2 separate regions of the Homo sapiens genome follow, and region 2 is linked to region 1. A link is a loop called in an ENCODE intact Hi-C map of the cell type or tissue named here. Cell type or tissue: tibial artery. All regions are shown on one strand. Region 1 overlaps LAMC3 (laminin subunit gamma 3). Region 2 overlaps ABL1 (ABL proto-oncogene 1, non-receptor tyrosine kinase).

What was found. Hi-C counts contacts between places; a loop is a spot of excess contacts. Peaks named below come from ENCODE experiments on the same cell type or tissue, not always from the same donor. Only the 100,000 strongest peaks of a DNase experiment are listed, where the experiment ranks them.
Region 2: it touches region 1 in a loop (2.9-fold over the local background); 65 of 110 quality-filtered maps call a loop at or near these places.

Annotation. Positions count from the first base shown.
Region 1 is chr9:131,030,611-131,038,610 of GRCh38, reverse strand. It overlaps LAMC3 (laminin subunit gamma 3), which reads right to left. Exons shown (of 28, transcript NM_006059.4): 3 at 6,436-6,566; 4 at 2,279-2,445. Among named protein-coding and RNA genes, the nearest start is that of LAMC3, 25 kb to the right of the region's middle. In tibial artery, no CTCF peak of the experiment used is centred here; no DNase peak of the experiment used is centred here; H3K27ac peaks cover 1,669 bases; H3K27me3 peaks cover 331 bases.
Region 2 is chr9:130,870,323-130,878,322 of GRCh38, reverse strand. ABL1 (ABL proto-oncogene 1, non-receptor tyrosine kinase) reads right to left here. Exons shown (of 11, transcript NM_005157.6): 5 at 6,110-6,194; 6 at 5,286-5,463; 7 at 3,271-3,455. Among named protein-coding and RNA genes, the nearest start is that of QRFP, 22 kb to the left of the region's middle. RefSeq lists an enhancer at 7,231-7,430. In tibial artery, no CTCF peak of the experiment used is centred here; no DNase peak of the experiment used is centred here; H3K27ac peaks cover 7,096 bases.

The sequences.
Region 1 (8,000 bases):
CCATCCCAGGCAACAAGGATATACACCCAGATAGATGGGCACCGATCAGAGGCTGGCTGCCTTCTGGAGTGGCAGCTTGGCTCTCTCCAAAATCTCCTGGAGGTCCTCCAAGCCATAATAGTGTGACTCTCACTATTGTGTGAGGTCACTCAGGGGTACAGAAAGCACAAGTCACCTTTCATTTCCCCCATTAAATCATTTTTAAAAGTCTGTGTGCAGGACTGGCTCTGTCTTGGCTCCCAGAGTGAGCTCAGGGGTGGATCCATGAAAGGTGCGGACCCATTTACACCTGCCGCCCTCGTGCTGCCCACAGCCCAGACGGCAAGCAAGCAAACCCCCTGCAGGTGCAGGGCTGAGACAGGAGAGGCTGGGGGCTTTGGGAGCCGAAAGAAGGGGCCCCTGCAGCTGTGCTGGGGTGGTGGGACAAGGCTTCCGAGAGGAAGTCATGGCCGCGCTGAATCTGAAGGCTGAGCAGTGAGGAATAGGCCAGGCAGAGGAAGAGGGGGCGGGAAGGGCGTCGCAGACAGGAGGCGAAAGCCCAGGGGATACCCCACATGCAGAGACAGACGCGTGGCCTGGTGCGGGTGTGCCATGAGGCTGGCTGCAGACGGCATGTCGTGTGATGGCAGGGAAGGAAGGACTTTGTGCAGTGGGGGGCCTGCAGTGCAGGGGCAGTTGTGAAGTCAGAGGCTAGCAGAGCTTGCTCCAGGGAGGCTGGGCTGCCGTGGTCAGTGGACGTTAGCTGGGAGCAAAGGGGGAGCCGTGGGAAGGTTTAAGCAGGGAATAGATGTTACTAAATTTGTCCTTTAGAAAGTCTTGGCCCAGTGCCATGGCTCACGCCTGTGATCCCAGCACTTTGGAAGGTAAGGTAGGAGGACTGCTTGAGCCTAGGAGTGTAAAGACCAGCCTGGGCAACAGTGAGAGCCGAGCTCTATAAAACATTGCTTGGCATGGTGATGTATGTGCCTGTAGTCTCAGCTACTCTAGTGGCTGAGGTAGGAGGAACACGCACCCAGGAATTCGAGGCTGCAGTGAGCTATGATTGGGCCACTGCACTCCAGCCTGGGTGACAGAGTGAGGCCGTGTTTCAAGAAAAGAGCCTTAGCTGCAGTTAGGGGAGGGCTGGGAACAGGGAGAGCAGGGAAGAGGAAGCTTCGGGTGTGCAGGGAGAGGAGGCAGGGCCAGGCCCAAGGCATCGGCTGCAATGGACAGAAGTTAGACAGACTGGAGCGATGTGGATGAGGCGGAATTCAGGGCTCGGGGCTGTCTCAGCTGCGGGTGAGGGTGGGGATGAAGGGTCAAGCCTGAAACCCTGGCTCCCAGGCTGCTGACTGAGAGACAGACGTGACCATGGAGCTGAGGACATGGTAGAAGCAGTCTGGCCTCTGTGTCCCCACCATGGAGACAGCAGCAGGCTGGGACAGTGGAAGCCAGCCAGCACAGCTTCCTTGGCCCCAGGACTCTCTGGTGGAGGCAGGCCAGCGAGGGCAGCTCCTGCAGACAGTGCCCCACCCTCAGAACAAGCCGCCCCCGGCCCAGCCCCAGTTCTGGTCGCCAGTGGCCCAGGCCCAAGAGGACAGCGGGGTCCAGAGGCCAAGCTGCCCGCCCAGCGAGCCTGTGAGTGAAGATGTGTCTCCTGCCAGCAGCACCAGCACCAGCTGGGATCTGGCCCCCAGCAACGGCGGCTGTGCATGGAGAGCCTGGAGGAAACCAGGCTGTCTGGGGACAGGGTGGGGCTTGCAGCCAGTGCCCCAGCCAGAAGGGAAGTCAGTGGGTCCCTGCTCTTGGCCTGTGTCCCTGGAGAAGACATGATGGCATCATCCTCTCTCCAGCGCTTCTCTGAGGTTAGGTGGTCAAAGCCACATCACATGGGGGCTGGGACACCAAAGGGCTGCCTGGGGGCCCGTGGGAGAGGCTGGGTGGGCCATCAGCACCCCCTTGCTTGTTGGGTAGCCTGGTTCCGATTAGCAGCTGGGGTGGGAGCGGTTAACACAAAGAAGCAAGTCGGGGACCTTCCGGCCCTCCCACCACAGGCGCCTCTGCATGGGTAGAGTTGGTCCAGGGAAGCTACTTAGTGGAGGAGAGACTGAGGCTTAAATGCACCCCCTCCCCAGGCTCCCCTTCTGCTCGTCCTTATCTCTGCAGCAGCACAGAGACCCCGAGCTGCCCCCGGGGCGTACCCAGGAGCAGCCCCCACCACGACGTTTTGGGGAGTTCCTTTCCCCGCCTGCAACACCAGCCTCGGGTCCCTGATGCCCTGTGACACTCAGACACTCACGCAGACACTCGTGGGCAGCCTCGGCGGTGCCCCGGGCCCACGGGCGGTCCTGGAAGAAGGGCAGGCAGCGCTCACAGTCTGTGCCGGTGGTGTTGTGCTGGCACCGGCAGGCCAACTGGCCTGCCACGTCGGGGCCGCACTCGCTGGCATGCCCGTTGCACTTGCACCTGGGAAAAGACACAGAGGAGGAAGGGGACCCGCAGGTGCCGGCAGGGCAGACAAGGAGTTAGTCACCAGGTAGCCCCTGTTTGCAGGTGTGAGCCAGACTCCACCCTCAATCTTGGCCCTCACTGAACACCTACTATGTGCCCTGGGGGCAGCAGTAACAGAGAACTGACTGTACTGGTGAGCTCTGGAACAAACCCATTCCATCTTCACCAGCCTGTTACCACCCCCATAGAATGGATGGGTGAACTGAGAGGCACAGAGAAGCTGCCCAAAGCCACCAGCTAGCAAGTGCCTGGCACAGAAAGCTTCTGCCTGGGAGGAGCCCCACCTGGGGGCTGAGAGGGACCCAGGAAGAAGTCACCTTAGTCTCCCAAGTGGAGAGTGGGCCAGCAGTCACACCAGCAATAGGTGTGGAAGGCAAAGGGAACCGCCTCCAGCAGCTATCCCTCAACTGTGTCCGAAAGGGCAGGAAAGAAGGTACCCCAAACAGGGACAGCTCCTGAGTCACTCCAAATCCCCCATGAGTCCACTTCGGATATGGTTTGGATCTGTGTCCCCACCAAATGTGTCAAACTGCAATCCCCAATGTTGGAGGTGGGGCCTGGTGGGAGCTGATTGGATCATCAGGTTGAATTCTCCTGAATGGTTTAGCACCCTCCCCCGTGGTACTGTAGAGTGAGTTCTCATGAGATCTGGTTGTTTAGAAGCGTGTGGCACCCACCCGTCAGCCCCACCCCATCCCCTGCTCTCTTGCTCCTGCTCTGGCCATGTGATGTGCCTGATCCCTCTTCACTTTCCGCCATGATTGTAAGTTTCCTGAGGCCTCCCCAGAAGCCAAGCAGATGCCAGCACCATGATTCCTGTACAGCCTGTGGAACTGTGAGCCAATTAAACCTCTTTTAATAAATTACCATCAGCTGGGCATGGTGGCTCACACCTGTAATCCCAGCACTTTGGGAGGCCAAGGTGGGCGGATCACCTGAGGTCAGGAGTTGGAGACCAGCCTGACCAACATGGAGAAACCCAGTCTCTACTAAAAATACAAAAATAGCCAGGTGTGGCAGCGCATGCCTATAATCCCAGCTACTCAGGAGGCTGAAGCAGGAGAATTGCTTGGACCCAAGAGGCAGAGGTTGCAGTGAGCCGAGATCGTGCCATTGCACTCCAGCCTGGGCAACGAGAGCAAAACTCTGTCTCAAAAATAAATAAATAAATAAATAAATAATCATCTCAGGTGTTTACAGCAGTACAAGAATGGACAAATACGGGGTCTTTGAGAGCAGCCCCGGCCTGTGGCCCCATTCCACACACAGGATCAAGAGACAGGTGGAATCAGGCAGGAACAGGGGTGCCCTGGGAGCCCGCGGCATGCTCGGCAGAGCCTGACCCTGTGAGTGATTGTCCCTGTCCCGACCACTGTCCCTGTCCTGAGCTGCTCAGAGGCCATGGCTTCTGCCCCTGGCCAAGGCAATAGCTTCTCCCTAGAGCCTCACCAGAGGTGGGAGGGACATTAGCGTCCCCATTCCACACATGAGGCATCAGGCTCAGGCCTTGGAACTCACAGATGCTAAGTGGCTGAGCTGGAGCTGAAGCCCGTCCTCATCGACTCCACGTGGACCCTGAGCTCCTGGACACTCCTCTGTGGCCACTCAGTGGCTCCCTTAAGCCACGTTCCACGCTCTGCCCTCTGTGGATGTTGACGAATCACCAACCGCTGTTGCGGCTCCAGGTGCTTTAGCTGATAGCGGACACACTGTGTGGTAGGGCACGTAGCACGGCTTCCACGCAAGGCCCAGTTTAGGCAGGCAGCACCCCAGGGTTTCTTGGGGTGAGGCAGGCGCCAGGCAATCCTGGGGACAGTGGTCACCAGGGAAGTCACAAGGGACTGCCCCTGCCTTGGAGGGGGTGCTGTAAACACCAGCCCTGTGAAGCCCACTGACCCAGGAAAGGAGAGTGAGACTCCACGGGCTCCACTGTGAACACAGGCTGTTGGGGCCACCTGTCCCCTGCCATGAGCAGCCTGCCCCAGCCAGCTGTGGTCTGAGGGTGGTCTGGCTCTGGCAGCTGGAACCCAGATGTCCTCTGGCCCGAAGCCCCCTGACAGGAGGCACTGGAGCTCATGGCCGCCTTCCCCGGGGAGCTCCTCCCACCGACTCACATAAGGGGGCAGGTTGGAGCAGGGGGATCCTCATGGCCACAGGGGCTCTCAGTGACGAGCCTTGGCCTTCTCTGGAGCTCACACACCCAAAGCAGGCATTTGAGCCTCATGCCGCCCCCTTCTCCATCTCTCTAATGCCACCCAAGCGCCTCTGAACTGTGGAGGCCCAGAGTCCAGTGTCATCCCCGCTCCCCACTCCCATGGCCCATGGTTCACACACAGAGCTGCGTTTCCATCCTCAGTCGCGTTCAGACCCACGCGCCCCACACCCCAGCCCTCTGGTCCAAGCTGCCGCCTCCCGCCTCGATTCCTGACATTCGACTTCCTCTCTCCTCCTATCTGCCCCACTTGGCTGTCAGGGGTTTGGGGGTGTTTTAAAAATCTGACTCTGTTACTACCCTGACCAAATCCTTCCACAGCTTCCTCTTGACTTCTGGGTGAGGCTAAACCCGCCCAGGCCCTGACACTCTGCCAACCTCTCCACGCCCACCCGCCTGCCCTCCACCCAGCCACGTTGGCCGTCCCCTAGTCCTCAACCCCAGCCTTCCCACTCTTGGGTCCCATCTGCAGCACCAGCTCCTGTCCTCCCCGACCCCAGGCACACGCTCTCCCTTTCCTCTCCTTCCTTGTCATCCTGGAGCGGGCTGATGTGTTCACTGGGGAGCAATCTGATCAATGTCTGCCATCCCCAGGTGACTGGGGCAGGAACGCACCTGTTTTCCTCTCTCCTTTCAAAGAAACCTGAGAAACACTGACGTGGAAGCTGTTCATGCCTCCCTCGTCCCACAGCCCTCCCTGGGCACCCACTGCCAGGTGGCCATGTGCGAGACAGGCCTTGGGACTTGAGGTGAGAGATGGGCCTCTACCTCCTAGGCAGCCCCTGCTTCCTGGAGGGGACAGATGTTGGAGGAGAAACAAACTGCCCACAGCACTGATGGGTGCTAATGGCGCATAGGACCAGGACCAGGACCAGGACCAGGACCACGGGCCAGAGAGAAGCGCCTTTCTCTAGGCCAGTAACACCCCTATACTAGAAAGGGGAAGGGGGCCGTGGCTCATGCCTGTAATCCCAGCACTTTGGGAGGCCAAGGCGGGCAGATCACCTGAGGCTGGGAGTTCAAGACCAGCCTGACCAACATGGAGAAACCCCATCTCTACTAAAAATACAAAATTAGCCGGGCGTGGTGGCGCATGCCTGTAATCCCAGCTACTTGGGAGGCTGAGACAGGTGAATACCTTGAACCTGGGAGGCAGAGGTTGCAGTGAGCTGAGATTGCACCACTGCACTCCAGCCTGGGCAACAAGAGCGAAACTCCTTCAGAGAGAGAGAGAGCGAGAGAGAGTGAGAGAGAGTGAGTGAGAGCGAGAGAGCAAGAGAGAGTGAGAGAGAGAGAGAGAGAGAGAAAGCGAGTGAGAAAGAGAGCAAGCGAGAGAGAGCAAGAGAGAGAGCGAGAGAGAGCAAGAGAGAGAGACAGCGAGAGAGAGCAAGAGAGAGAGAGCGAGTGAGAGAGAGCGAGAGCGAGAGAAAGAGAGCGAGAGCGAAGGGAGGAAGGGAGGGAGGGAGGGAGGAAGGAAGGAACCTCCAGGCTGAGGGGACAATGGGAACCAAGACCCAGTGTCTGGCACATGGCAAATCAGCTGATGCAGGGGACCCGGCAGGAGGTGGGCTGGGTGTGGACCCCCAGGGCCTCGAATGGCAGGTGCTCCCTCCCTCTCCCCTGGGGCACACCTGGCTTCTGTGCCCCCCCACCCCCCACCCCACAGCAGCCACCTTCCGCTCTCGGGTTTGGGTCCTGGAGCCCTGCCACCCTGCCTCCCTCCTCCCTCCTACCTGCCGCCCACAGAGAAGTCGGACACGGCATAATAGTAGGACTGGAGCACCTTGGGGTCCTTGAAGATGTCGTCCCCAAACGTGTTGAGCCGGTCTAGAGAGATGAGGAGTTCGGTGCTGGTGACCCACTCCTGGGGCAGAGGGGAGAGGGTGCCATCAGCAGGTTCCTGAGTATTTAGTATTTACCCCCATCGCTCTGCTGGCAGATCCAGCTGGCTGCCCCGGGAGCTCCTGGGACACAGGAACAGGCCGAGCTCAGGCCAATTCTGAGAACACTGCAGAAATAAGGAGGCTGTGCTTTGGGGGTCACCCCAACCTGGGTGCTAGGCTACTGATTAGTGCAACTGCATTCAGTGTCTTAGAGCCTCCATTTTCCCATCTGTGAATTGGAACAAAAATAGCACCTCCCCTACAAACATGTCTGGGGGAGGGTAGCAAGTATCAGTGCTGGCTGTGAGGTCGGGCCCGTGGTCAGGAAGCAGCTGAGGTTTGGGCGGGCAGGGGTCAAAGCAGCCCACTGAAGACCCGGTTGTGCAGGTCACCTGGCTTTTCCCAGCAGCTCCTGCACCTCATTCCAGGGATACAGCTGGGGGACGGTGTGCCCCCGCAACCTTCTCCCCTGCTCAGTGGGGCCTGGCATGCAGCTGGCCCCGGGTTTCTTGGCTCCTCACATGCTGAGGGTCAGGCTCCTGTGGACAGGTCACCTGCCTCAGGTGACATCTCTTCCACGAGAGCAGGGACTTGTGGCCCCTTGTTCTCACTGTTTCCCTGGCCCTGGGCTCTGCCTGGCCCTAGCAGGCACTCGATAAATACCTGCTGATCCCTGAATGAGCAGCTTCCCCATGGAAGAGCGTGGAGGGGAAGTCGGGGAAAACCCACGTGAAGACTGACATTTTCACCTGCCTGCTGTGAGCAGCAGCAGCAGCTCCAGCTGAATATTAATCAGCGTTTTGATTCCGCCCAGGAGCCCCTGCTTTAGCAATCAGGCCCATCAGTGCAGAAAATGAGCTCCTGGCAGGCCATCTTTTTGCCCCAGCGTGACTCAGGCCGACGGCCCTCCTGCTCCCCGAGAGCTCGGCAACCGGAGCTACTGCCGGGGACCCAGGGCCTCTGCCAGAGGATGCCTTGGCCAGGGAGAGGGGTCCAGCACCCAAACACTAAAGTGGGAGCCTCTGCACCAAGCTAAGCTTGTGCTTGAGTTTGCAGGCCTGGATCACCCCAGGATGCACTTCCCAAAGCTCAGCGTGCATTCAGGGATCTGGTTAAAGTGCAGCTTCTGATTCAGGGGTCAGCGGTGGAGCTGGGGAGCTTGCGTTTCTCACAAGTGCCCAGGTACTGATGCTGCTGGGCCGGCTACTGGACAAGGAGCTGAGGCCTGGGGTGGGGAAGTCCCGCAGTCCAGAGCTGAACGCGCTGTGGCGATTCCTTCTCCAGAAAAAAGTGCCACCTGGAGAACTCAAACCAACTGGATACCAGAGCCAGGAGGTGCGGCGGCTACTGACACATATTGTATGGTTAGGGCTCGGGCCTCACGGTAACCCTGAAGTAGGTATTGTTATTAACCC
Region 2 (8,000 bases), 160 kb after region 1:
AAGGGATGGCCCCAGCAGCAGCCCAGGCTCTGACATTTTACCAGGCTCTTTATCATCAGAAGACCAGGACAAGGCTGGGTGCGGTGGCTCACGCCTGTAATCCCAGCACTTTGGGAGGCTGAAGTGGGAGGATTATTTGAGGTCAGGAATTCAAGACCACCCTGGCCAACATGGCGAAACCCCATCTCTACTAAAAATACAAAAATTAGGGGCCGGGCACGGTGGCTCACACCTGTAATCCCAGCACTTTGGGAGGCCGAGGCGGGCGGATCACGAGGTCAGGAGATTGAGACCATCCTGGCTAACATGGTGAAACCCTGTCTCTACTAAAAATACAAAAAAATTAGCCGGGCGTGGTGGTAGATGCCTATAGTCCCAGCTACTCGGGAGGCTGAGGCAGGAGAATGGTGTGAACCCAGGAGGTGGAGCTTGCAGTGAGCCAAGATCAAGATCGCGCCACTGCACTCCAGGCTGGGTGACAGAGCGAGACTCCATCTCAAAAAAAAAAAAAAAATTTAGCCAGGTGTGGTGGTGTACGCCAGTAGTCCTGGCTACTTTGGAGGCTGAGGCAGGAGAATTGCTTGAACCCAGGAGACGGAGGTTGTAGTGAGCTGATATTGCTCCACTGCACGCCAGCCTGGGCGACAGAGCAAGACCCCGTCTCAAAAATAAAAAAAAAAAAAGGAGACCAGGACAGAACAAGACTCAGTAAACTTACCCCACAAACATGCTAGAGGAGGGCAGATGATGAGTTTCAGACCCTGTGGGGTCTTTTAGGTAATGTGACCATCTTGCTGGGATATGTGGTAGAAGGAACCTGGCGCCGGAAGTCAGCTGGCCATGTTAACTCTTAGCTCTGTGACCAACCAGCTCTGTGCCTAACCGGCCACCACTGCTTTCTGGGTGCACAAGACTATCTCCAAAGCCCCTTCTAACTCTAAACATTTCATAAAAATCTTATGAAATCTTTGAAAGTTTTGAAATCTGAGATTATTGCCTTAAAATTCCATTTCCCATTAAAGGATAAGATTCCTTAGAGAAATGGGTGATTCAGGCCTGGGGCACAGAATGAACCTGCAATAGCTTGTCATTTGAGGGCGCGGACGTCATGGAAAACTACAAAGTTAATGTCAAAATGACTAGGAGCTAATGTGAAGTTCCCACTGGCCAAAGACGAGACAATCTGAATATCAACAGGGAAAATAACCGCAGTGGACTGAAACACATCAGATATATATAAATCTGAGAGTTCATAATACCACCAATGACAGCAAAAACCTAATTGGCCACCACTGAAGGGTATTAAGAAACTAACTTGTGCACTTTGGGAGGCCAAGGTGGGCGGATCACGAAGTCCGGAGATCGAGACCATCCTGGCTAACGCAGTGAAACCCCGTCTCTACAAAAATAGAAAAAAAATTGGCCGAGTGTGGCGGCGGGCGCCTATAGTCTCAGCTACTCGGGAGGCTGAGGCAGGAGAATGACGTGAACCCGGAAGGCGGAGCTTGCAGTGAGCTGAGATCATGCCACTGCACTCCAGCCTGGGCGACAGAGTGAGACTGTCTCAAAAAAAAAAAAAAAAAAAAAAAGAAACCAACTTGTGGCAGGGCATGGTGGCTCACGCCTGTAATCCCAGCACTTTGGGAGGCCAAGGCAGGTGGACTGCCTGAGCTCAGAAGTTCAAGGCCAGCCTGGGCAACATGGTGAAACCCCATCTTTACTAAAAATACAAAAAAATTTAGCCAGGCGTGGTGGCAGGCACCTGTAATCCCAGCTACTTGGGAGGCTGAGGCAGAAGAATTGCTTGAATCTGGTAGGCGGAGGTTGCAGTGAGCCGAGATCATGCTACTGAACTCCAGCCTGTACTTTGTACCCCAGAAAAAGCAAGACTCTGGCTCCAAAAAAAAAAAAGAAAAAGTAATTTGTTATTTTAAAAACTGGTAAATAAAAACAAAGAAGCAAGAATTGACCCTGCTCTTCCTACATGAACTGTACCACTGAGTAACCACACAGATGAGGAACTGTTTCTCCTCATACAAGTTTCCACTAGTAACTTAACAGGAATGACAGAATTAGAGAATTCCTACCTGGCAATACCTAGCAAACTATTGGATCTAGGCACTGTATATCAGTAACTGCCAAAAATTACTCAAAAAAAAACCCCCACAAAAAAACGATAGCAAATCAAGCATTTTGGGGCCAGGCGTGGTGGCTCACGCCTGTAATCCCAGCACTTTGGGAGGCCGAGGTGGGTGGATCACGAAGTCAGGAGTTGGAGACCATCCTGGCCAACATGGTAAAACCCCGTCTCTACTAAAAATACAAAAATTAGCCGGGGGTGGTGGCATGCGCCTATAATCCCAGCTACTCAGGAGGCTGAGGCAGGAGAATCGCTTGAAACCAGAAGGCAGAGGTTGCAGTGAGCCAAGATCGTGCCACTGCACTCCAGCCTGGGCAACAAGAGCGAAACTCCGTCGGAAGGAGAAGGAGAAGAGAGGAGGGGAGGGAGAGGGGAGGAAAGGAAGGAAGGAAATAAATGAAGCATTTTGTATCTACTGATGGAAGGGCACACCATCTCCCCTGATCCACTCTTACTAAAAGAGAAACAGTCAAACCTGAATGTGATGAGGCCGTTCCAGATCCAGCCACCCATTACTAGGAATACTGAAGTCAGAGGAACATATTAAATCACACCATGGGAGACAATGAGCAAAACCCAGAACGTACGAAACTCTAAGGATGGTTTCTTCAATAAACAGCAAGGGAAATAAAGACATGGAGAGGGGGCTTATAGAGGAGACTTAACAGATCAGCAGATACACTGTGCACCATATTTGGACCTCAGGCCAAATACACAGTTAAAAAAAAAAAAAAAAGGGTGGCTGTGCACAGTGGCTCACACCTGTAATCCCAGCACTTTGGGAGGCCAAGGCAGGCAGATCACCTGAGGTCAGGAGTTCTAGACCAGCCTGGCCAACATGGTGAAACCCCATCTCTACTAAAAATACCAAAAATTAGCTGGGTGTGGTGGCGGGTGCCTATAATCCCAGCTACTCAAGATGCTGAGACAGGAGAATCGCTTGAACCCGGGAGGGAGAGGCTGCAATGAGCCAAGATTGCACCACTGCACTCCAGCCTGGGTGACAGAGTGAGACTCCGTCTCAAAAAAACAAAAAGAAAGGAAGAAAAGAAAGGGAAGAGCAAGAAAGAGGCAGAAAAAAACCCTCCTGTAGTCAGGAAGGACCACTTCAGTGCAGCAGCAGCCCTTACCCCAGACGTCGGACTTGATGGAGAACTTGTTGTAGGCCAGGCTCTCGGGTGCAGTCCATTTGATGGGGAACTTGGCTCCAGCATGGGCTGTGTAGGTGTCCCCTGTCATCAACCTGCTCAGGCCAAAATCAGCTACCTTCACCAAGTGGTTCTCCCCTACCAGGCAGTTTCGGGCAGCAAGATCTCTAAGAAAGGAAAATGTTCACCCATGAGAGCTCCTGGCCAACCTTCCACTTCACAAATCCACCACTGCTGAGCAAAGGTGCAATGCTGACAATGGAAAGATTGAGTCCAATGCCCTGGAAGTTTGTATTAATGCCCACGGCAATTAACACAGTGCCAGCCTCTCAGCAAACACACCCTGAGATCCCAACATGGGGAGAGGCTGGTGCTGGGAGCGGGCTCCCTGGCCTCATGACCTGGAGCAAGTTAATTACCCTGGGACTCAGTTACCTCATCCGTAAAATGAAGACGATAATAATGGCACCTACCTCTTAGGGTTGCTGTGAGTGTAATTAATTAATATGCTAAGTGCTTTGATTGAAGTGTCGAGAATAGTAAGTGCAGTTATTGCTACTCTATGCCAGGCACGGAGACAAACACTGAGCCCAGTCCTTGATTGCAAGAAACTTCTATCAGAGTGCATCTCCACTTGTCCTATTCAGACTTGATGGGACAAAATAAAACAAAGCCCATGGCATTCTTTACCCAAACTGTGTTTCCTACTTCCCTCTTTCTTCCTGAGGTGTACCCAAATGTATCCTAAAAAACTCTCTCCTGTATAATCTGCTTCCTCTCACTTCCTGATTCTCCCAGGGAGGTAGGAGTCTAATCTTTGGTTCATGAACATTAACCATGAAATCACAAGGCAAACGGGAAGAGCGGAATGAGAGGGGGCAGCAGCTTGAGGTGATGGCTGCGTGAGATAGCCTGATCGTCAGCAACAAGAGTGAAATTAAATACAGAAGAGTTGTGCCTAAGAGGATTTTGATAAAGCATTTTAAGTTCGCTTGAATGAAGAAGGAACGGACCCGGCCGTGCCAGGCAAACCAGAAGTCAAGCAATCTCAATTTGCAGCATCAGAGGATTCACTTTCCTGAAAGCCAGGAGTATCTGGATCAGGCTCTCATGGAGCATAGAAAATCTGTCTTACAAGGAGCCGCCAGCATTTCACACATGCTACCCTTATTCCTTGCTATGAAATCTCATGTAGAGGTTTCATACTTGAGCTAATTGGGTAGGAAAGGTCACAGTGGTGGTGTGGAGAACATCTCGTATAAAAGACGCCAGCAAAGCCCATCAGGCTCTGTCCTGCACAGGCCGTCGCTTTGCTGGGAAGCCATTTCCACCAGCAAAGAATTTGAAGACCAAGATAATTGTGGCACATTTGAAGGTCAAAACACTTCAGGGTTTAAAACAGCAAAGACACTTAATTTAGACCTCCACATACACAATTCTGACAATTGTGGAAACATCCCTGAATCAGAGGACAGCAAGTTAAGTGGAGAATGAAAAGATAATAAAGAGAAAGCAGGAAAAAAAGACACACACACTAAAAAACAAAAGCCATGTACTGGTTGTTCCCATGAGTTTGCGTAAAAGCAATGCCAGCGGCTCCCAGGAAGAGGCCATTACTGCTGGGCGCTGGCCCCGGAGGAACAATGAGTACTCTCTTTCAGAGGGGACTGTGATTATTAGGAAGGACGCCTTTTATGAACTTCATTTAATATTCCACTTAGCCCAAAATGGTTCAAAAATGAAATATTCCTTACTCCGGGGATTAGCTGCTCCACTGGTCCAGAGTCTAGGCCTGGCTGAATTTAGCCCTGGATGCATGCCCAAAGCTGGCTTTGCCAGGAGCCTAGTGTTTGCCTTTGTTCCAAGGTCCAATGTGTTGCCAGCACTGAGGTTAGAAGCTGCGCCCTGAGACCTCCTAGGCTGGGGCTTTTTGTAAAAGGCTGCCCGGCTCCACGCCCTGTGACTCCATGGCGCAGGCTGCCTGGCCAGGCCCCTACCTGTGGATGAAGTTTTTCTTCTCCAGGTACTCCATGGCTGACGAGATCTGAGTGGCCATGTACAGCAGCACCACGGCGTTCACCTCCTGCCGGTTGCACTCCCTCAGGTAGTCCAGGAGGTTCCCGTAGGTCATGAACTCAGTGATGATATAGAACGGGGGCTCCCGGGTGCAGACCCCTGCCAACAAGACAACGAGGACTTCAACACGTGGCTCCGCTCCCAACTGAACAAACAACTGTCTAAAGAAAAAGCCTTCTGAAGGATTCTGACTCTGCTCCTCAGTCCTGGGCCCAACTTCCAACATGGTCCCAAGCACCTGCATCCTGAGACTGTGCTCGTGTGGGAGGGACATGGCCAGGCTCTTTTCTTCTTCTCAAGCCAGTGAACTTGAATTTACGCAGGGAGAGGCTGCCACAGAATTCAGACGCAGACCTGGCCCCACCTCAAATGACCTTCACCACCGTCAGTTTACCCCTGAATGGTTAGGTCTGATGGTTATGTGTCTACTTACAGAATCACTTCAGTGAGAAAACTCTGGAAAATGCCCAAGTTTCAGAAACTAATTTCAGATTTGCATTTGACTGCTTTTAGGTATCCACTTAAAATAATCACATTCTCCCTCTCATACATACATGTGCATATGTGCACACACGCACACACCCATCCCATACAGGCCTCATTTTACCCGCGGCTGAACGTCGGCAGAGCACAAATATTCCAACGAGGTTTTGTGCAGTGAGCCGCCCGTGCGTCTTCCCCAGCGCCTGTGTCACCCTGGGGGTGCGGCGCGAGACCCTCTCTTCAGAGCCCCGGGCTTACTCACCAAGGAGCTGCACCAGGTTAGGGTGTTTGATCTCTTTCATGACTGCAGCTTCTTTCAAGAACTCTTCCACCTCCATGGTGTCCTCCTGCAGAAGGAAAAAAACGAAGGTGAAATTATTTCAGGAAGTGCTTTTCAGTGGGTAAGTACTTGACTAGTTAATGCAAAATGGAGCTTCAGCGCATACTCGTCCTGGGCTGCGTTTTGTGACAGCCACATTGCTGCAGACAGGTTCCATGACAGCTGACCAGCAACTTGATGGCAGAAAGAATTTTCCCCTTTGGGGCCAAACTTTTCAATTCTCCCCCAGGCAACAGGGCAAAGCTGGCTTGCATGTGCCGACAACCTGCTTCTGGTGCCTGCTAGGCAGGCCACATGTGCTTCCCCACCTCTTGGAGCTCGTGGGGGTGTGGGAGAGCTATACGGGCAAACACCACAAACGTGACACACTTTCCCCAGGGAACCTGGTTTCCAAGGGGTGCTAACACACTCAGCCTAAAAAACATCACCTGAAGAATCTGAAATGTACCTGATTTAAGGGAAGAGACCCTCATGACAAGAAAGAGGTATTGCATCACAAAGAAGAACGATGTCTCAAAGTACAGTAGCAACAGAGGATGCTGAACTATTCTGGCACGTGGTCGTGGGCTCTTAATGAAGCAGTCATCACTGTCTGTCAGGTCAATTACTCACAGTCTAAAATAATCCTCACCAGCAGCTCCCCTACCAACAAATTCATAAGGATCATCAGTACATGTCACATTTTAACAAGTCCATGGTATCTAAATGCCAAGGGGGAGAAAAAGATAGGAGCATGGGCCCGGGACAGACAGGCCGTGACTTCTACAGGTCCTCTCATCTTTTCAGTCTGGGGTCAAGTCTGAAGTGCCGTGGCACTGAGCCCTGGGGAGAGCCCCATGACACAGAGCCTTGACCTTGGCCTACATCACTAAGCCTCTTTTTGACTTAAAAAATGCTACTGTCTACTGAACTGACTATCAGAACAAGAAGCAGGTGGGTGTTAAATGATATGGTCTGTTTGCTGCGAAAACCTGGCTACAAAGGCCAAAGGAGGAAGCGAGATGCCTCCAAGTTTCAACAGAGTTTGGAGAGAAAAGACTGCAGGGGAACAGAGAGTGAATGGCTTAAAAATTAGGCTCCCCAAAGAGGAAGGCTTGATCAACTTTCTATTAAACGTAGAACCTTGTATGTTCCGGCCCGTTTGGGAGACACCGTGTCCTGATGGTCCTGCTTGCTATGGCTGCCCCAGTTCCCCACCCTGCTGTGGGGGAGGCTTCCAGAGGACGGGCCAACCTTTACTTACAGCCTTCTTGCTTTGGCCAATCCTGTTTACAAGTGAAGCGTGACCAATGAGGCTATGTGTCAGCCCATTATCTCTTAGCTCAGGGCTCCGTGAGGCTGAAACTTGGAAACAATTTATCGCTCTTTAAAAATGGTGAGCTGCTCTTAATGTCAATTAAACCTCATTGGTAGTCACCATGCCAAGCTGTCCGAGGGGGAAAGAGCTCACCTCTGTCACCACCCCATTGGCCGTTTAATTCTTCTGAGCCCTCTCTGCTCCTTAATGTGCTCAGCAGACCATGCTGTTTTTTGGCATGGAGTGCTCTGATTTACCAGGGTGACATGCTAATGTCAAAGGCTGGACAGTGAACGCCTGCCAGTATCCGGGGATTCAATGCTGCTCACGTATAGGACTGGGGCTTTAAGAATCTTGCTTGATCAACAATATGGTTAAAAAGTAGCTCTCAAAGGAAGCTTTCGAAGCAAGTGGGGTTTTTCTGTTTTGAAGACTACATAATAAACCACATACAATGAAATCATTTCATAAATATCATTTGCTTTTATAGCTACTGACCCTCTTCTAAAAGACCCA